Linked DNA regions of Mus musculus: regions 2, 3 and 4 are each linked to region 1. Evidence: chromatin loops called from intact Hi-C (ENCODE). Cell type or tissue: heart. All regions are shown on one strand. Region 1 overlaps Dmac2l (distal membrane arm assembly complex 2 like). Region 2 holds the start of Map4k5 (mitogen-activated protein kinase kinase kinase kinase 5). Region 3 overlaps Map4k5 (mitogen-activated protein kinase kinase kinase kinase 5). Region 4 overlaps Map4k5 (mitogen-activated protein kinase kinase kinase kinase 5).

The links. Peaks named below come from ENCODE experiments on the same cell type or tissue, not always from the same donor. Only the 100,000 strongest peaks of a DNase experiment are listed, where the experiment ranks them.
Region 2: it touches region 1 in a loop (6-fold over the local background); 19 of 42 quality-filtered maps call a loop at or near these places.
Region 3: a loop joins it to region 1, with 2.4 times the contacts of the local background. A loop is called at or near these places in 5 of 42 quality-filtered maps.
Region 4: it touches region 1 in a loop (2.3-fold over the local background); 5 of 42 quality-filtered maps call a loop at or near these places.

Annotation. Positions count from the first base shown.
Region 1 is chr12:69,731,266-69,736,265 of GRCm38, reverse strand. All of the region lies in intron 1 of Dmac2l (distal membrane arm assembly complex 2 like), which reads right to left. Among named protein-coding and RNA genes, the nearest start is that of Dmac2l, 8.8 kb to the right of the region's middle. In heart, a CTCF peak has its summit at 2,577; no DNase peak of the experiment used is centred here; H3K4me3 peaks cover 360 bases; H3K27ac peaks cover 452 bases.
Region 2 is chr12:69,891,191-69,896,190 of GRCm38, reverse strand. Map4k5 (mitogen-activated protein kinase kinase kinase kinase 5) reads left to right here and starts at 3,028. Exons shown (of 32, transcript NM_201519.2): 1 at 3,028-3,538. The coding sequence starts at 3,431. It overlaps Atl1 (atlastin GTPase 1), which reads right to left and starts at 3,086. Exons shown (of 15, transcript NM_178628.5): 1 at 2,847-3,086. In heart, a CTCF peak has its summit at 2,029 (motif pointing right); DNase peaks (open chromatin) are centred at 3,030 and 3,510; H3K4me3 peaks cover 2,676 bases; H3K27ac peaks cover 2,615 bases.
Region 3 is chr12:69,800,012-69,805,011 of GRCm38, reverse strand. It overlaps Map4k5 (mitogen-activated protein kinase kinase kinase kinase 5), which reads left to right. Exons shown (of 32, transcript NM_201519.2): 32 at 1-1,255. 4930512B01Rik (RIKEN cDNA 4930512B01 gene) reads right to left here. Exons shown (of 8, transcript NR_033573.1): 2 at 2,810-2,939. Among named protein-coding and RNA genes, the nearest start is that of Cdkl1, 12 kb to the right of the region's middle. In heart, a CTCF peak has its summit at 2,509 (motif pointing left); no DNase peak of the experiment used is centred here.
Region 4 is chr12:69,812,408-69,817,407 of GRCm38, reverse strand. Map4k5 (mitogen-activated protein kinase kinase kinase kinase 5) reads left to right here. Exons shown (of 32, transcript NM_201519.2): 26 at 1,015-1,118; 27 at 1,476-1,653; 28 at 4,204-4,272. The region is part of intron 2 of 4930512B01Rik (RIKEN cDNA 4930512B01 gene); the gene reads right to left. Among named protein-coding and RNA genes, the nearest start is that of Cdkl1, 24 kb to the right of the region's middle. In heart, no CTCF peak of the experiment used is centred here; a DNase peak (open chromatin) is centred at 2,957; H3K27ac peaks cover 942 bases.

The DNA.
Region 1 (5,000 bases):
AAACAAAGACCTAATCCATCAAAGTCCTTAGTTCTGGGAAAGTCTCTAAATGTGCTAACCTTGTTTTCTGGCTTCTGTAGTTCTGCTGCTGGCTAACTCTCCTTTTACCCGAAGCACATCAACTCAGAACATGGGTTTTGTGCTGAAAATTTCACTCTGAGAAAGGCTCAGGGTAACACTGGGATCCCAAACACCCAGTGTAATCACCGGCTGGCTAATAAAGACTTTCTATTGGCCTAAACCCATGTCGGAGTAGTCTTTTCTGGTGAATACTACACAACAGAAAGTGACTGGAGAAGACACTCCATACTGACCCTGGCCTCCACATACAAGCACACGTGTGTGAGCACAAAGGATATGGACAGAGGCAGGCACACACACACACACTCACACACACACACACACACACACACACACACACACACAAGAGCAAGACTGCTATTGGCTCAGTTTCTTTTCCTTTGTTTTTCAAATTCTAAATATGAAGTGTTGGTAGGACTCCTAAGGGAAGATGACCAAGAGAATCATTGGAATTAGAGTCACAAAGTGTTAGAGCTGGAAGGCACTCAGGTCAGCTACACGAAACCTCTCATTCAGTGATGGGGAAACTAAAGCCTTGATATTAAGTAACATGCTGACACTCTAAATCCTTTCTGGAACAAGGTGGGGCATTAATAAATGCATGTGCCTAAAGGACCTTGCTCAATGTCTCTAAACTAATGTGTGTCAGTGTTGCATTTGAACCTAGTACTCTTTCCTACCTGTCAGGGCTCTGGATGATTGTAGAACAAGAGAGAGAAGGTTTAAAAGGTGCCGGAGTGGGAAGCATTTTAAAGCCAAGGACATGGGTTGCTGGGGCAGTGAACCAACGGATGAGACCTCAGGAATACCTTTCTCAGGCCTCTCTTGTTTCCCCTTTCCTCCTGTCTTTCCCCAACCCCTCCCTCTTTGGCAGTGCTGGGAACTGGGCAGAGGGCTGAGTATATTAGGCAAACACTCTACTACTCAACCGACGGCACCCCCGAGTCTTCATCTTCATCTTCCTTCCAGGGCTGTCCTCATCACCACAAATCTCCACCTCAGCTACATCCCACAGCCTTGGCCTTTCCGGATTTCTGTCAAGCTCTCTCCACCTATATCCATCTTGAACAACTTGTGTGTTGCCAATTTTGTTTACAAAGCTGGGCTTTCTCATCCCCTACTCAGGCTAGTGCCTGTATTCATTCCACCCTGACCTCGTTTGTGAAAAATCTTACTCAACCTCTCATTTAAACGCCACACCCATCCATCCATCCATCCATCCATCATCCATCCATCCGTCCATCCACCCACCCATCCATCCATCCATCCATCCATCCATCAGTCCATCCATCCAATCATTCATCCATTCATAAATGCTCACTGAATGTGTGCTGTACTGAGTACAAACTAGCAATGATGAGGCAAAGCAGCAACAAGGAAAGTGCAAAGAAAGATCCCACCCTGTTCTCTTACAACCCATAGTTTCATGGAGAAGACAGATGACATGAAAATACAAACATCTAATATGGTTCCTTAAGGCATGGATTATGCATGAGAGCCTAAAAAAGGGGAAGGCTTCATACCAGATTTTTTTTTTTTTGAGATAGGTCTTAAACAGTCTTTAAAAGTTTTCAAGCATCATGTCCCAGCACTTGGGAGGCAGAGGCAGAAGATCTGAGTTCAAGGCCAGCCTGGTCTACACAGTGAGTTCCAGACCATTCAAAACCACACTGTGAGATTCTATACCACAAACTGAGTTTTCTCTCTCTTTCTTTTTTCTTTTTTTAAGATTTATTTATTTACTTTTATGTATGTGAGTACACTGTAGCTGTACAGATGGTTGTGAGCCTTCATATGGTTGTTGGGAATTGACGTTTTAGGACCTCTGCTCACTCCAGTGGGCCCCGATCGCTCAGGCCCAAACATTTATTTATTATTCCACTCAATCAGGCCCAAAGATTACAGGTGGTTGTGAGCCACCATGTAGTTGCTGGGATTTGAACTGAGGAACTTTGGAAGAAGCAGTCAGTGCCCTTATCCGTTGAGCCATCTTGCCAGCCCACAGAGTTCTCAATCAGGAAGGTTAAGAGGGAGGGGAACAGGCATGGAGGGTAGGAGCAGGCAGAGCTAAACAAGCTAAAACCACTTATTTTCTTTGCCAACATAATGCAGAAGTTTACAGTATCTGTTGGTTAGTAGCCTTCAGTGACTGCCTTAACTGGGGTGGAAAGGCCAAGCCAGAGAAGCTGTTACTAAGCAGGTGAAATACAAAGTCTTTGAAAACTCAATACTTTGTTGGTTTCATTCGTTTTTCTAATCGAACTTAGATAAAGGCAGGGCCAGACTTATTTTAGCTATTCCAAAGACATTAAATGTTTTCCCTAAATTGAGTTAAAATTTAAAAATACATTTATATCTAGAAATAAAGTTTTAAAAATTTGGAAGGTTTTTTCTTTCTTAACTTCAGCTTTGCTACCGTTATGACATCGGAGAACTACTTCCTGCTTGAAAACAAGCAGTGTGGCCAGTAGGAATGCTTTCTACATGGAAAGAGGAGACCTCTAGTGGTGAGTTAGTGAATATAACTCAAGTTAAATCAGAAAACTAGAAAATAGTTGTCTCTATATGCTATATACAATAAGTAATTTAGAAATTTAAATTATAAAAGAAAACACACTTGTTTACTATCAGAAGAAATACTAAGTTTATAACAGTGTTTCTAACATTTGCAATTATATTTGTGAATTAATTAAAGGCCAGATCTCTACACACACACACACACACACACACACACACACACACACACACACACACACAGAGAGAGAGAGAGAGACAGAGACAGGGTTTCTCTGTATAGCCCTGGCTGTCCTGGAACTCACTTTGTAGACCAGGCTGGCCTCGAACTCAGAAATCCACCTGCCTCTGCCTCCCGAGTGCTGGGATTAAAGGCGTGCGCCACCATGCCCGGCTTCCCTGCTTTTCTAATCTGGTATGACTGGGCGAAGAAAGACCCTTTCTGCCTATGGTCTGTTATGATTGACTCCTGGGGATTATCCTACCATAATGTGCAAAATTTCCTGCAGATCAACATGAAGATGGAACTTTCATGAAATAATGCTGTTTGGATGAATTAATGATTTTATACAATTCCTCATTTGATTCAAATAATTTTAGAAAATTAGAATAGTTGATAGAAAGTTTAAGAAGAGGGTTTTTAGGGCTGGTGAGATGGCTCAGTGGGTAAGAGCACTCGACTGCTCTTCCGAAGGTCCAGAGTTCAAATCCCAGCAACCACATGGTGGCTCACAACAATCCGTAATGAGATCTGACTCCCTCTTCTGGAGTATCTGAAGACAGCTACAGTGTACTTACATATAATCAATAAATAAATCTTTAAAAAAAAAGAAGAGGGTTTTTAGTTGTTTTGCTAGAAATATAATGAAGCTAGAATCAAGAATGGAATGTGCCCCCTCCTCATAGAATAGTAAGTAAAGGCCGCATGAAAAGAAGTGCAGTGAGCTTTCACATGTTACAAGTACATAGAGATATGAGATTTTCAAAAGTGGAAAGTAGAAAAGGCTTAAGGATAAGAGGCTTTTGGGTGTAGAGCACAGAAGGTTTAGACATAAAAGTCTTGGGGATCTTATTTTGTGCAGTGGCAGAAGTTGTTACATGTGAGAGAATTCGGAAACCAAGTGTGCCACTTTGGGGCCATTAAGCTATATTGGGGACTGTAACCTTCCCCCACAGCCTGAAGCAGGCTGAGCAGGCTTGACTTGTCACTAGGAGATCGCCTGGGGTGGAGCCTGCCTCCCTGGATCACCCTATTGTTCTGCCACAGCCACTGCTACTACCTGCTGCCTAGCTGTTCTGTAGCCTACACGTGGTCACCTGCAGCTGGACTCCAAAGATGATTCGGCAGGAATGGGCCCCCCCTTCTTCATAAGGCGTGTTCCCCAATATTAAAATTGAGCTTTGATCAGAAAGTCTTGACTTAGCTCCATTCTTTCTCTCATTGCCTAGATTCCCTCTTTTCTTCCAGATTCCAAGGTGCCTTCCAGGCTCGAACCCTGACATGTGAGCCACTGGCTGGCCTCAACAGGGGACTGCCATTTGCAGTAAGATACCTAGGCTTTAATGAGATGAGTCCAAGAAGAGAGGAAGTGTCATATAAGACCCAGGAGGATCTAAGGAAGCAGCAGGACTTCCAGAAGAGACAGAAGCTACAGGGTCACAGACAAGAACTCAAACAGCCATCTTTATGAAGGTTAAAAGAGAGGTATATACAATGTATCTTTACCACCATCTTGATTAAGATGACCACATGGCATAAATCAACTAATGCAGCAATCCTCCCTAGTTTTACTGGGGCCTCTGTTTATCATTGCATTGCCTTTGTAGATTACAGGGACCAAAACAGGCCTCTAAAATATCTTGGGTTAGGATAGATTTTTGTGTTATGATAAATTTCTAATCTTATACAGGTATATTAAGATTAACACAAATTCACTTGGTGATATATGTCTAACTACTTATATATTTGCTAATCTTATAAAAATTAACTTGTAGACTCTTAAAGATAATTAAGACGGGCTAGAGAGATGGCTCAGCGATTAAGAGCACTAACTGTTCTTCTAGAGGTCCTGAGTTCAATTCCCAGCAACCACATGGTGGCTCACAACCATCTGTAATGGGATCTGATGCCCTCTTCTGCTATGTCTGAAGACAGTGATAGTGTACTCACGTGTATAAAAAAATAAATCTTTAAAAAAAAGATAATTAAGACATGCAAGTTAATGCTCAGACACCATTAAAAAATCAAATTCTGCCGGACAGGTGGTGGCTCACGCCTTTAATCCCAGCACTTAGGAGGCAGAGGCAGGTGGATTTCTGAGTTCGAGGCCAGCCTGGTTTACAGAGTGAGTTCCAGGACAGCTAGGGCTATATAGAGAAACCCTCTCGAAACAAACAAAGAAACA
Region 2 (5,000 bases), 160 kb before region 1:
ACCACAATAGTTTGTTATATGGAAAATAGCAAAAAGCTGGAAAATATGGCCAGTGAGACCACACAGCCTATATAAGCTGCTGCCTCCACCTAATGGCCTGAGCTTGATCTACATACTGGAAAGTCAGAGTTGACTCCCACAGTTGTCCTCTAAGACACACTCATACACACATGCACATACATACGCACAGGCATGCACACACATACACCATAGCATTAGCACTGGCCCCCAAGAAATAAATAAATTGCATCAAAATTATTTATATATATATTTGGGGGGTTTGAGACAGGGTTTCTCTATATAGCACTGGCTGTCCTGGAACTCACTCTGTAGACCAGGCTGGCCTCGAACTCAGAAATCCACCTGCCTCTGCCTCCTGAGTGCTGGGATTAAAGGTGTGCGCCACCACTGCCCGGCCAAAATTATATTTTTAAAAGCTGAAAAACATTTACTTATTGTGTATTATTGTGTGTGTGTGTGTGTGTGTTTTGAATGAAATACCTATTAAGTCATGTTTCTTCTTATTCCATAGCTTGTCACTATAAAACTGAGCAATTGTAAGTGCTCTTTCAACATTAGCTACACTGACTTACTAGTATGTAACTTTCAACTTGGAAACTACATGCTTAATTGTTTAAGATTCAAATTAAGCCTACTCACAGCTTATAAGTAAATTGAATTTGAACTTCTTTACATCACTGACCTTGTTAAAATTAACTCAGCTAGTTCTGAAAAAAAAAATCTAAAAATTCCTTTGAAGTTAGTGTAAAGCAAATGTCTTCCTGTTTGCTTCATCTGTGGTACTAGGAAAATGATGACTGTAGCAGACACTGATTCCCAGCAGCACAGACGCCTGTCTCTCCAGGCTATCCATTCTTTGGCTGATGGTCAGAGCATATGGATCTGCCATTACTGGCAACATAAATTATCTTCACTTGTGACCTCCAACTTTTTATTACCTAATTCATTTTAAACAGTATGTTCCTACAACAATACACTTGGAGGCTTGTCAGAGGATATTTATCTCTGTCTCAAGCTGGCTACTCAGGTTTCCACTCTGTGAAGGCTCACAAGGGAAATGTCTCTGAGGTCTTAGCATCAGGAAAAGATACGCCTCTCTTGATCAATTTGTTCATCTTCCTCTCAAAAGCATACAAAGAAAACCCACCCTCAAGTCTTCTTTGTGCTCTCTCTCTCTTGCTCTCTCTCTCTCTCTCTCTCTCTCTCTCTCTTTTGGTTGCATTGTTCTGGTTTCCTGCTTCCCCCCTTTCAAATCTGATGCAGTTTCCTCTCATTTATTTTTATCTTGTGTAAAAATAAGTATTTTGTGTGAGCTGCCTCAAACTCTCTACGGGATAATGCAGGTATAAATAAGAGCAAATACATCTCACACTAGACAAAGGATCAACATCCCCATTTTGACTCTAAACTTGGAAGACTGCTCTCCCCTCACACAACACTGGCCCTCCAGGTTGACTATCCTGCGGCCAGTGTGGTGGAAGGCCTTCAACCCATGAATATCCCACAACGGCCTAGTCACACAGTGGGTAAGGGTGGGTTTGACTACATGACCACCATAAATCCATGACAGTAAACAAGTACTAAGATACCAATAGAACACTTGAAGAGATTTTGAGTCATCGAAGCCAAAAATATGTGCCCACCAAAACAAGTGCCAAGAAGATTTCAAAGAAGGAACTGTTCTTCAACCATTTTTTTTTTCAGTGCAGCACACACACAGGCTTTGTCCCTGGGGCATGTAAGTCTGGGCTTACTTATGTTCCCTAAATAAGTGCTCTTTGTGTGTGGATCACGAGAAAATGCATACAGTCTCTGTTCCGTTAAGGTGTTAATTTAATTTCTTCATTTATTAGCTATAAGAAGTTATTTCTCAAAACAGAATTAGAGTGTGTCTGGAGTCACGTGTCATCTGAAATTTGTTCTGTTGTCGTTTTTTTTTCTAGTTTTTTCAATTTTCTTACATTTTTATTTAATTTTGTGTTTTGCCTGCATGTACAGCTGTGCACCATATGCATATGTGGTGCCTACACAGGCCAGAAGAGGGCGTTGGCCCTCCCTCCCAGCCCACTCTGGATCCCAAGTTGGAGTTAATGAGGAGTGGGCCGCCACGCAGGTGCTGGGAATCAACCTCTGAGCTGCAGCCGGTGCTGCTAACAATTGGGCCATCTTTCCAGTCCTTATCTGGTTTTCCAACTGAAAATCTCTGTAAGACTCTAGAAGTAACTTTACCAGTATACATAAAATTGGCAACTTCATTTCTACCTTAAGAACAAGACTGGAACTCAAATTACAAAAGAGATTGAAACATTAACCAAATCACTTCTCATAACTCCTGCCCAATATTTTGGGCATTGTTAGTTAGGCCTCTTACATTTTAAAGCCTCTTACATTTTACACTCCTCTTTACAATGCTGTAAAAATGGTTTACAAACATTTCTCGGGTGTCAAATGCAAAACCTATCCTCTTCCAGCTACAGATAAGGACACTGGGATGTTGCCACGTATGCCTTGTCCCAGATCACCTACTTTGGAAGCAGAATCAGACAAAGGTCCCTAGCTTTGCTTTAGCATCTCTAAAACTCCTCCCATTAACACTTGCAATATTGCGGTGATGCCCAGAGACCACAGAAACTTCGAAAGGAATTGGGGTTTTCAAAAATGGCTCTGGGAAACCCTGGTGGAAGACAGGTTCTGCAGGTGTGCGGTCCAGCCTCGGAACTGGTACCACCGGGAACAGTGTGTGGAACAGGACGGTGCAGTCGGGTGTGCCGGCATTTAGTTAACCCGGCACTCCCCCACCTCCTGCCCGGGCGGCCTCAGTTTACCTGTACCGAAAGGAAGCAGAAGGCAGCGCTCCGGAGGCCTGCGGACAGACCCTCCTCCTCTAGTCCGCCGGCCACTGGGCGAATCCTGGCCGAGGCTGGGCGGGTCAGACGCCGCACGAACGCCTCCGGCGCCCCGCAAGCAGCTGGGAGGCGGGGCGCGGCGGCGTCCAGGGTGTTGTGCACTCGGCGGGCCTCAGGGCGGCAGTCTGGGCCCGCGGCCTGCGTTCTCGGGCGGGCCAGGCTCGATCCGCGCCGGCCGCGAACGTGTCTCCCGGTGACGCAGCCGCGGGTGGGGAACGTGGTGCGGCGGCGACTGTGCGCACGGCCGTCTCGGAGAAGACGCGGGTCTCCGACGCCGGCGCTCGGCCAAGAACGGACGGCCTCTCGGGTACGGCCGGCGCGGGGCCTGGCGGGACCGACGAGGCCCGGAGGCTGCCGGGGTTGCGCCCCGTGACGCCCCCCGCGCTCGCTCTCGCCGGTGCAGGCGCAGCTGCGAGCCGAGGCTCCATGTTGGGAAGCGCCGCGCGCCCTCGTTAGCGGGAGACGGCTGCGGCGGGCAGAGCCCCGGACTGGGCGCAGCGAAGATGGAGGCCCCGCTGAGGCCTGCCGCCGACATCCTGAGACGGAACCCGCAGCACGACTACGAGCTGGTGCAGAGGGTCGGCAGCGGCACCTACGGGGACGTGTACAAGGTGAGGCCCCGGCCCGGCCTGCGAACGTGGGGCACCCCCGGGATGCGCCGGACCACAGCGTCCGGCCAGGAAGCGGCCCGGAGCCCGCCGCACCGTTCCGAGCACCCTGGGTTCCCCATCGGTTCTAAGGCTAGCGACCGGCAGACTTAACCGCACCTTCCAGACCACGGCTGAGCTTTTTTTGTGGTTTTAAGGCGTATTTATGGTATTGAAGTTATTCCGGAGGATGGTTTGGTGTTGATGTGGGGGGAAAATGCTTCGCGGAAGGCGGTAGATAGGAAAGAGTATTGTAAATCTAGACCTTTGCGTCCTGTACTGGTTTGGGTGAACTTGCCTTGAAAAAAATCTCTGTGGAACCGGACTCTAAATTGTCAACTGTAAGTAATCTGGTTCTGGAGTAAAAGGATTTGTGTGTAAACATGACAGCCTGTAGGAAGATGTCTTTGGGGACCGGTGAGGTGGCTCAGGGTGTTAAAGGCCCTTAGAGCCAAACCTTACTTAGGACCCCAGAACGGTCCCCGGATTCTCTTGGTGGAAGCACGGATCCCCCACACATACACACTCACACACTCCCAGGAAATAAACAAAGTGTAATGAAATTTAAACATATTTAGAGGAAGACCTTTGTCACCTGGCAGAAGTTTAGGCATTTTGTATCTGGTTGATAATAATGAATATAACTTATGGGGTTTTCCTACTAAACTAATTCCTCTCTATGGGATTTATAGCATTCCATAATCATGAGTGGATAATTACTGCTACCCTTTTTACTGGTCTCTTATATTAAGACAAATAATAATAAATTTGTAATCTGCCGTTACACAACAACAAAAAACATGCCATAGCAAAGCAAACCGATTTCTTAAGTCTGCTAAGTTTTTGAAGGGTTCAGAGGAAAACACTGTCCAATATTCCCTCATGGCTTTTGTTCTTTGTCCCAAAGGGGCAGAGTTAGTGCAGTTCCTTATGGGGATTAAGAAAAAGCTTATTTTTGACCTGGGTGTTGGTGGTGCACGCCTTTAATCCCAGCACTCAGGAGGCAGAGGCTGGTGGATTTCTGAGTTCAAGGCCAGCCTGGTCTACAGAGTGAGTGCCAGGACAGCCAGAGCTGCACAGAGAAACCCTGTCTCTAACACCCCCCCCCCCAAATAAAAGCTTATTTTCCTTTTGCAACAGCTTGATATTTTGACCTATGTATGTATCAGTATGTTCCAAACAGCAATCTGCATAGAGCCCTGATGGCTGTGTTTCATGAGTAATTGCTTGACCCCACTGAGGTATGTTGACTTGCACAGGTATAATGCAAGGAAAACATCTCTTTTCTCTGCTTGTTTTTGAGTAATTTTTTGCTGAGAGTAGTACCTTGGGGTGATGGATTCTGAGGTAAGAACTCTGGGTAGGCTTTTTACCCCTGAAAACGAGGCATTTGGGCCCAAGCAGACACTGTTCTAGCAACCGAGCA
Region 3 (5,000 bases), 69 kb before region 1:
TAGTTCCAAGAAACACAGTCCTTTTTAAAAAACAATGTTTGTAACAAGGTGCCATGGTGTTTTTAAATAACTCATGATTCTCTGGAGAGGGAGTTTACTGAGCATTATATCATTTTATACCATGTCTTACTCCTTCTTAGTGAACATAATTTGATAAGACGTTATCGAACAAGCCTTTCACTTTGACATTGGCCGTTCTGTATGTTTTTGTAAGATAGAATATTTAATCCTTATTTATTAATCTCTTGCTGGAGTGGTGTAATGTTTCTAACTTTTAGCAAAGGAAGGTTGCAGAGCAGCTGAAATTTTTTATAATGTGTGAAAATGTTGTTTACCTTCTCAGAGTAGTGCTTTGGGGGTTCCTGGCGGCGTGTTGGAGGTCTAGCACATACAGCTTCCCTTAACAGAATATTTTACGACAGTTTCATACAGGGTTGCCTTAACGGGAATTGGTTTCCAACTCCAGATGGTTGTAAGGGCTCGTGCAGAAATACTGATGGTGGACACAAAGCCTCAGCAGGGACGTGTAGTGTCCAGGTGTGACTACCGGAGTTTTGACAAGCAGTATAATATACCTGTGATTTTGTTTTTTACATTAGGGATAATGCATAAGAAATTAATCTTTATATATATCATGACCCCTAATGTTTGGGAAAAAAGTATTTAACTGCCCATATTATGTATTTTACTTATGTTATGCCAAGGGAGAAAGTAATTACACGTGTAATCTTGGGGTTTTCACATACATAGATATTCATTGTGAGTAGGCTTAAGGAAAAAAAAAACTTTAAGTGAAATTGGAATTTCTGATGGGATAGTATAGATAAATGATGTTGTTTTATATTTTTTAAAAAACCAGTATACTAAAATTAAAAAAGGATAGGGTTGTCTTTTAGTTTGTTTTTATTTTACAATTCTTAGTATTCAGAATTGATGTGTTTTATTGGTACCAGCTGTCTTAATGCATTTATTAAGAACAGTTAGCATTGAGGTAATGAACACAGGGGCTAAGAGTAGCAAACGATAGACGTAGTCTGACCGGATACTTGAGGAAAACAATGTACCTATCTCATCTTTACAGTTTTATAAAGTCCATGTTATCATCTCCACCTTCCAAATGAGGAGGTAAGAGTTTAACCAAGTTAAACAACTTACACGTTACATACTGGTTAGTTCTTTGAGCCAGACCAAGAGTCCTCCGACTCTGCTCTTTTCACTATGCAATATACAAGTAATAAAATGTTACGCAAATGAACTATAAAGTATTTGTTCTTTAAAGTGCACATATTGGGGTTGGGCAGCAAGATGCTCACTGGATAGAGGTTCTTGCCATGCAAACCTGACTTTGGTCCCCAGAAGCCACCCATGTGAAGGTGGAGGGAGAAAGAATTGACTCCACAGTGTTGTCACCTGACCCCAATGAGTGTGTGCCTGCACACACACCCCCAATAGTCAAATAGAATGCACATTGGCTGTTTACATGGGATGTGTTAAATGGGCTCCTCAGGAGGAGTGCCACACACAACAGACAAGCCTCTAACTCGGGAAAGTGAAAAGACCTAAGAAAGGGCCTGGCCAAGGCCTCCTGCTCACAAGCTGCATGGCTAGAAAACATTACAGTAAATGGAAGCTGTGCTGTGCCCAGAGCTTGCGGTCAGTCAGTCTTCTGTCCCATGCTGTGAAAAATGAGCAATCAGTGAGAGTGACAGAGAAGGCGCGGGGGGGGGGGGGGGGGGGAGCTCTTGAGGAAACAAGCTGGTGGGACAGCAGAACCATTGGACAATCACAGGAAGAAGGTGGCACGGCCGTGTCTTGTGAGCAGACACTTCAAGAACTTTTAGGCCAGACAGTGGTGGTGCACGCCTTTAATCCCAACACTTGGGAAGCAGAGGCAGGTAGATTTCTGAGTTCGAGGCCAGCCTGGTCTACAGAGTGAGCTCCAGGACAGCCAGGGCTACACAGAGAAACCCTGTCTTGAAAAGCCAAAAAGAAAAAAAAAGTAATAAATCAACTACATATTTCACCAGGTATGCTAATGCACACCTATAATCCATCCCTCAGGAGGGTGAGGCAGATCATGAGTCTTTTGAGGCCAGCCCAGACTATACATGGTGAGAGTCTATCTCAATAAACAAAACAACGATGCATTTCAAGGAACGTGTCCCAGAACATTAGATTCTAAATCAAAGAGCATAAGTCCTGAAGGTTAAACACCGAGGTATGCACACACACACAGAGACAGAGAGACAGAGACATGGGCACACACCACACAAAAGCAATGTAATGAAAAATATTGGGCAAAGTGAACATGATCAAAATACATGAAACTTGAAATTCAAAGATCTAATAAAAACAAACACCAAATCACATTAATTTCAAGGATACTGGCGTGATAGTTGGTTTACATAGCAAGAAATATAAACTGGGGGCTGGTGAGATGGCTCAGTGGGTAAGAGTACCCGACTGCTCTTCCAAAGGTCTGGAGTTCAAATTTCAGCAACCACATGGTGGCTCACAACCATCCGTAATGAGATCTGACTCCCTCTTCTGGAGTGTCTGAAGACAGCTACAGTGTACTTACATATAATAAATAAATCTTTAAAAAAAAAAAAAAAAGAAATATAAACTGATGCCTTCAGGTCTCAACAGAAGCCATGCCTTCAGATGAAGGACCTGAGACCACACCCAGCTTCAGCCACCCCATCTGTCACTCAGACACTGAAAGCATCAGTTGGAGAAACTGCAGCCTTCTCAGCCAATGGCACTGAGATATCTGGACATTCACATACAGAGTAAAACTAGATTTTACCTCTGCCCTGTCGAAGAGTCAGTTCAAAATGGACCAAAGGCCAGAATCTTTGAAACTGCGGAGGAAAATGTAGAGAGCACACTTCAGTATCCAGGCATGGGGAGGGACGTTATGAAAAGGATTCCGGCTGCTGGAGAAACAATAGAATTGGTAAGTGGAGTGAAATGAAAGGCTTCTGTGTAGCCAAGGAAGCAATGAAGAAATCATGCACAGCAGGCGAAACCTTTGCTAGCCACATCTCTAGTGGATAATGCCCAGAAAGTTCATCCAATCAAAAAGGGGACAGATATCTGGACAGTTCTTACCAGAAAAAAAAAAAAAAAAAATACAAGAACAAAAGTCCTATCAGAGGAAGGCAAATCAAAACCACTGAAGGCTGGAGAGATGGCCTAGCAGTTAAGAACATTTGCTGCTCTTACAAAGAACCTGGGTTTGAGTCCCAGGACCCACATTGGGGCTCACAACCAACTCTGTAACCCCAGTTCCAGGGGATTCACTAAGCATGCTGGTTATATGTACATACAGGCGAAATATTAATACACATAAAGTAAAATAAGCCTTAAAATGTATACATTGAGATTCTGTCTTCTTCAGTGGATATGGCTAGCAAAACCAGTGCTGATGAGTGCCTAGAGGGTTTAAGATAAAACCCTTACATACTACACAAAAATCATGGAGCTTCCTCCAATGCTGACGTCAGAACCACTGGACAGTCCCGCTCTATTGCTTCTGGGCGTACACACAAAAGAATCAGATTATCACAGAGTTAATGTGTAATTGTGGCATTACTCACAAGGACCCAAGTTACAGATTCGGCCCATGTGTATCATATGGACAGACTTGTGTAGTATGTATTCAAATAGAGTTCTAGTTTGTCATAAGGTTTAAACCCTGACAGCCCCTGGCATGTGTAGGTGCCAGGGCTGTTACCAGCAGCTTTCCCTAATATCAAACAAACACCCCTTTCTCTAATAGCGTGTGAACACCCCTTTCTCATGCCTGCACCAGGCTCTTCACGTAGGTGGGTGAGGTGCAATTTTAAGAACCTGAGAGTCGCATGACCGCATATCCTCACAGAGTTCCACATGTTACATTAAGTCCTCATCTTTAGAAAGTGCAGATACCTAAGAGAGAACGGTGCCTGAGCAGTTATGAATTCATTACAAGGCTCGGCTATGAAGAAAGGACCAGCAGAAAGAGGGATGCATTCTGGGCTGATGACATCAACAGAGACTAAGAAGCTATAAAGTGCCGCTTAGTGACACTTTAACAACAAAACCCTTACCACACGTGACAGTGACAGAGGTGCTTTGCTAAGTTAATCCCATATTCCCAAGTAACTTCAGCAAGCACAGTGCTTAGCAAACTCTGAAAACAAACGACACTGAACTTGGGCTCCGTGCCTTTCATCCTGGTGGTGGTTCTCAGATCCATCCTCCTGGATCATCTGCTTCACTGTGATCATCTTGGGATGACTGAAAGACCCAATGGGGCCCAGCACAGCTATCATGGCTCTGACAGGCCTTGCTTTTCTCCACCACTGCCCTAAGCTAGCCCCCAATGGCCACTTGCTCTTCCTGAGGCTGACCACCAAGGTCCAGCTATTGAAGTCCAGCAATCAAAAGCCCCCTTTGGGTCATCTATCATGCCCAATTAAAATTAAACACCTCATTCTAGCAACAGGTTTCTCCCTTTTCCTTTGTAGATTGCTATTTGCCTATGGGCCACATCTGTCTCCTCCCTATCCAGAGGCTGTCCTTTGTCCTCTGGGACAAACACTCCCACCCCTCTTTTTTGCTCCTTCACTCTTGTCCTCTGTCTCATGTCTTTGTCCCTTATCCCTGCCCTCTGTCTCTCTGGGGAAAATAAATCGCCTTTTGTGCCGAGAACTTGGTCTTGGAGTGTCTTGAGCCAATTTCCAAGGTTCCTTATGGCATCTTTTATGAAGATACAAGGGAACACTGGTTTTTATTGTCAAAAATGTCTAAAGCCAATCTCTGTAGCTTTCCTGCTTCTTTGTATTCTCTCTTAGATCAGAAATATTCTAGAACCACCAATACTTTTAACATATATCTTAAAATTAATTGTGCCTCGTGTCTTTAATCCCACCACACTTGGGAAGCAGAGGCAGGTGGATCTCTAAGTTGGAGGCCAGCCTGGTCTACAAAGTAAGTTTTTAGGACCACCAGGG
Region 4 (5,000 bases), 81 kb before region 1:
AGGCGTTTAGCGGGTGTTTCTGAGAGGAGTATTAGAGGATGGGCTTGAAGCAGTGGTGCATTCCTTACTACAGAACTGTTGCTCCTACCCCTTAAATAGTGCTTGACACTATGTCACAGGAAGCGACAGAACCAAGAATCAGATCTAGGCCCAATCTCTTAAACCTTGAACTTCTAACAACTGGGAGTTGTTGGTTTGCCTGGTCAGTGAGCTTTCATATTTATCCTCATGAAAAGAGACTCTGTAGAACAAAGTACTCATCTACAATGTGCTCTGGCTACAGTCACGTGTCACTTCATGATGTATGTATCAGTGGGTGATTTAACCTTGTACGTACACAAACCAAGTGATTTGTCACCAAGTAGTGTCATCTGCAGAACTACCATGATTTATTCAAGCCTTTGCTAACTGACATGCTACACGGTGTGTGACGATACACCCCGATTTCAGCTTCCTAGGGAGAATTAATGAGAATCATGTGCTGTCATCTATGGCTCTGAAAGGTCTGGAAGCCTGCAGTCTGAAGCCTTGATGCAATTCTGCAGCACTTAGAGCAAGTACCCGCTCACTTAGAGCAAGTACCCGCTCACGCAGCCGCTGGGTGATGTGGTTGATGGCAGTCACTGGGAGAAAGACAGACCAATATGAATTTTTGTAGATTTGAGTCAAAGGATGGTCCAGCAAGATGGATTCATAAATGTACTGATTCACATCACATGTTGCTGGGGTTTCCACATGCCAGCAACTGTCTTCATTAAAAAATAAGTCACAAGTTGAGTGAAATAGTGCACATCTATAATCCCAGCACTCAGGAAACAGAGTCAGGGGCCTCTCTGTGTGTTCCAGGGGAGTTCCAGACCAGCCAGAGCTACACAGTGAGACCCTGTATAAAAAGAAAAGCCACCTGGCTTTTAGGAGAATAGAGTTCACCTGTTACCTAACCTAATGATACATTCTCACCAAAAGAAATCCAGCGATGTGTGTGTGGCTAGGATTGTTTTTCTTTCTTTTCAGTTAGAAACCCTTACACGGGACATAAGTACCTCTGTGGAGCTTTGCAGTCTGGCATCGTTCTGCTTCAGTGGTATGAGCCGATGCAGAAATTCATGCTGATAAAGGTACATGTGACTCTCTTACAGTTTTTCCTTGAGAAAGCACTGTGCATAACTCCAGTTGGCTAAAGCTGGAATTACTACTATGAGGAACAGCCCCTGAGAGTTAGTAGGAAGTGCGTGTGTTATATTTTATGTTCTTAGTAATATCTTCTCTGTAACTTCCCGTTACTTAATAAGCCTCTGGAATCATCATAGCCATGTGGCCAGTCCTCTTAAGTTTCTCGGAACAACAGTCTTGCTCCTCATCACAGAGAAACGAGCTTTTATAGACAAGGCAGGGTGAGGAGCAACCTTCTAGCTGACCTCATACAACCTGCTGTGAACGAGGGATTGCTTATTCTTCCTGTTTGTCTGTTGCAGCATTTCGATTTTCCTTTACCAAGTCCACTGAATGTTTTTGAAATGCTGGTGATCCCAGAGCAGGAGTACCCCATGGTTTGTGTGGCTATCAGCAAAGGCTCGGACTCCAGCCAAGTAGTTCAGTTTGAGACAATCAACTTGAATTCTGCATCTTCCTGGTTTACAGAAATTGGTGCAGGTGAGTGTTTTTCACTTGGTTATGTTCCTGCTTTTACCTGTATCAGAGGCAGAGACTTAAGGTCAACCATTGTGGGCTTCTAATAAAACTGTAAGCATAGGGGCTGGAGACATGGCTCATTGGTTAAGAGCACTGACTGCTCTTCCAGAGGACATAGGTTCAATGCCCAGCACCCACATGGCAGCCCGTAAGTGTCGGTAGCACCTGTTGCAGGGGCTCGCACACCCTCATACAGGCACACATGCAGGCAAAACACCAAGGAATATAAAATACAAATAAATTATTTAAAAAATAAAAATAATGTTATCATAATTTTCTAAGTAAAAAATTACCTACATTTCTAAATAATAAGAAATTATCTACATATAGTATATGATCTCTGTTTGCCCAAGGGCCTTTTGTTTGTTTGTTTGTTTGTTTGTTTATGGGTGACCCGCTGCCACCATAGTCAGTTTTAGACAACAAGCCTGATATTGTGTAACTCACAAATTTACTGAGAATTTAACCAGCTTGTAAGCCCTGAACTTTGAATACCTGCTTTGTGGACCAAGCTGTAATTCCCAGTAAGGGAAAAGAAGAAAGCCCCTTGCACCTGTTCCTCGCCCTTCTCTGTGGTCTTAATGGCATCTGCAGTTGGGTGTGTGCCTCCTATGAAGCTAACAGAAGGGGTAAAGTTCCTGTCACCAGAGTAAGCAGCCGAAATACAAATGATTCTTGGTTAGGCAAGGACCACAATAAGTGGCTATGGATCTGTTTATTAAAACTGTGATTAGGCCAGGCCTGATGGTGGTGCATGCCTTTAACTTGAACATTCTGGAGGCAAGAGCAGGCAGCGCTTCATAGTCAAAGCCTGTCTCCAAAAGAATTGAAAATAAGAACAACACAAACCCAAGTGATATTTACACCGTAGTCCAGCATGGCGATTGTTGCATAGTTACCCACAGTGATTCCCACCCTCCTCCTTCAGGCTGGTGTGTGGGAGCTTACACTTCTCCATGCTAGAGGTGGATTGAGTCCTCTTTTGAATCTCAGAATTTGAGTTGGTTTTTGAGATTTTGATGTGGTCCAGTGCCTCAAGTGCCACATTATATCCACCTTTAACGTTGTCCCAGCTGAAATACAAACAGTCCAGTAAGTACTTCCTGAGCAAGCCAGGCCTCTGAGGTTATCATGCGCTCGCCTGAGCACACGGACGAGGCCCCTTTCAGTCCAGCTTTGGTCCTCATTAGGCTTTGTTTGCACAAGTGATCGTTGATCCAACCCCAGCTGTGTCTGTTGTTGAGCCAAGAGCCTTTAGCTGGCAAAGCTGTGGCCTTGAAAGGAGCTCTGTTGTAGGAGTCCTTCCTCTGCAGATTCTGACTCATTCCTCATGATCCCTGACTCCCAGGGCAGCCCTCAGCATGGTCACTTCTTGGTATTTGTTGAGTGAGTGAATGAACATAGATTAGCTGAGAAAAATTACATCTGGTGTGTTGCCTGAAAGATGCTTCATTGGTTGTCTTGACAAGGCTGCCTACTGTGCTGCTCAGTGATGTGTCTGTAAGGGACCATGTGCCTGCTGTAGAAATGGGTGACATGACTACCCCCATGGTATGGTTAAGGGGAAACTTTTTATTGCAGATGTGAGAGAGGAAATCTGGGAGAGTCCAGAGCAGAGAGAGAAAGAAATAGGCTGAATGTGGCAGCAGACTAGACAGGGCCAGGGCTATCTGCAAGAGATAGGAGATTAGCAGAGGATAGAAAATAGAGACTGACCGCCTAGTGAGAATCACATCAAGAATAGCAGGGTTATAAAGAGAATGAATAGCTAGCTGCAGGGAGGGAAGCCCAGGAGCTGGAGGGCGTGTTGGGGAGGTGGGAGGGGAGCAGAGCTGGGATGCCAGCATGGGCTCTGAAATGTGTAACAGGAACTTGGGTACTGAAGGAGCCTGGAGGTCAGCACTGGTTTAATATGCTCACACGCACCACAGGTAGCCATATGTCCCCACAGGTAGCCATATGTCCCCTTTGCCAGAGGGAAAGGAAATGGCTCCTTTTGGCAGGTGAGAACTAGTTTCACAAGTTCCTGAGAAATGCTGGCTTCTATCTAACTGCCAGAAATCCTCCTATGTGTATACAGGTTAAGCTCATTTCTGGATATTTGGACTGCCTTTGGGGTTTGGGAAAGTGAAGTTTCCTTTGGACTTGACAGATTCCATCTCTTGTGAGTGCAGAACAAAATCTAAGCACTGTGTGCGTGTATCGTCCTTTCCTTCCACATACCTGCCCTTATCACATCATCACGATAGCCCACCTTTCTAAAGCAAAAGTAGTAATTAGGGCAGTATTGATTTTAGCTCAGGTATCCATTTCCGAGCTGAGCTGATGTTTGTTCTTCTAAACTGAGGTACATACTTCTTCTTTGTTGTTGTTTTGTTTTGCTTTCTGCGATAGCATGACACGATGCAGCTTTCACCATATTTCAAGTAAATCTCAGGAAGATTCAGACTTTGTTGGTTTCTAAGCCTGCTTCACTGAGTCTGTTGTTAACGGTAACCTTTCCCCACTTAGGCAGCCAACAGCTGGATTCCATTCATGTGACACAGTTGGAGAGAGATACTGTTTTGGTGTGTTTAGACAGTAAGTATTATTTTGAAGTTTATTTTGAATGTACTACTTGATAAAGCAACCCCTTTTAGTGAAATTAAACTGTTATTCAGGCCCTTTCTCTTTAAGTGACCTGGTTGTATTGATTAAGCAGCTAAAATTCACTGCAGCAAGAGGCTGAGCTGCTGTCCCTAGGTGCTGTCCTTTGTTTTACATTTGACTCATGTGGAGACATTAGCACTGTCCCCCTCTTAGGGAATCTCTGTATAAACTTTCCCCTCTCTCTGTAATTATGAGAGTAGAAGGTCACAGAGTCACTTAACATGAACTTCTGGAGGCTTCTCAGGCTTGAAGCACTCAGGCTCCTGATCTGTTATGCAGGAGACATGTTACTAATGGGAGCAGATTGCAGTGTGAGCAGGGAAGGCAGAAAACAACAGCTTAGCAGACGTGTTACTTTGATTTTTGCAGAGGAGGCACTCCAGTTCTCAAAACCCATCTTCTCTTTGTGCAGTAAGTGTTATAGGATGGACTGTACCCAGACTTGGGATTATATTTGGAACATGGCTGTACAGCTTGCTTTTAGTGGCCAAACCACCTGTATGTATAAGATCATCTAATAACACAACTGAGTAACCCAAAGGCTGCAGGGCCTCACCCCTTGCCGTCCCTTGGTAAGGGACTTGACTCTAAACACCTGTCAGGTAGAAGTGTTATAAAGTTATCTATAAGGAAACTACATCCTTTTTTAATCCTAATAG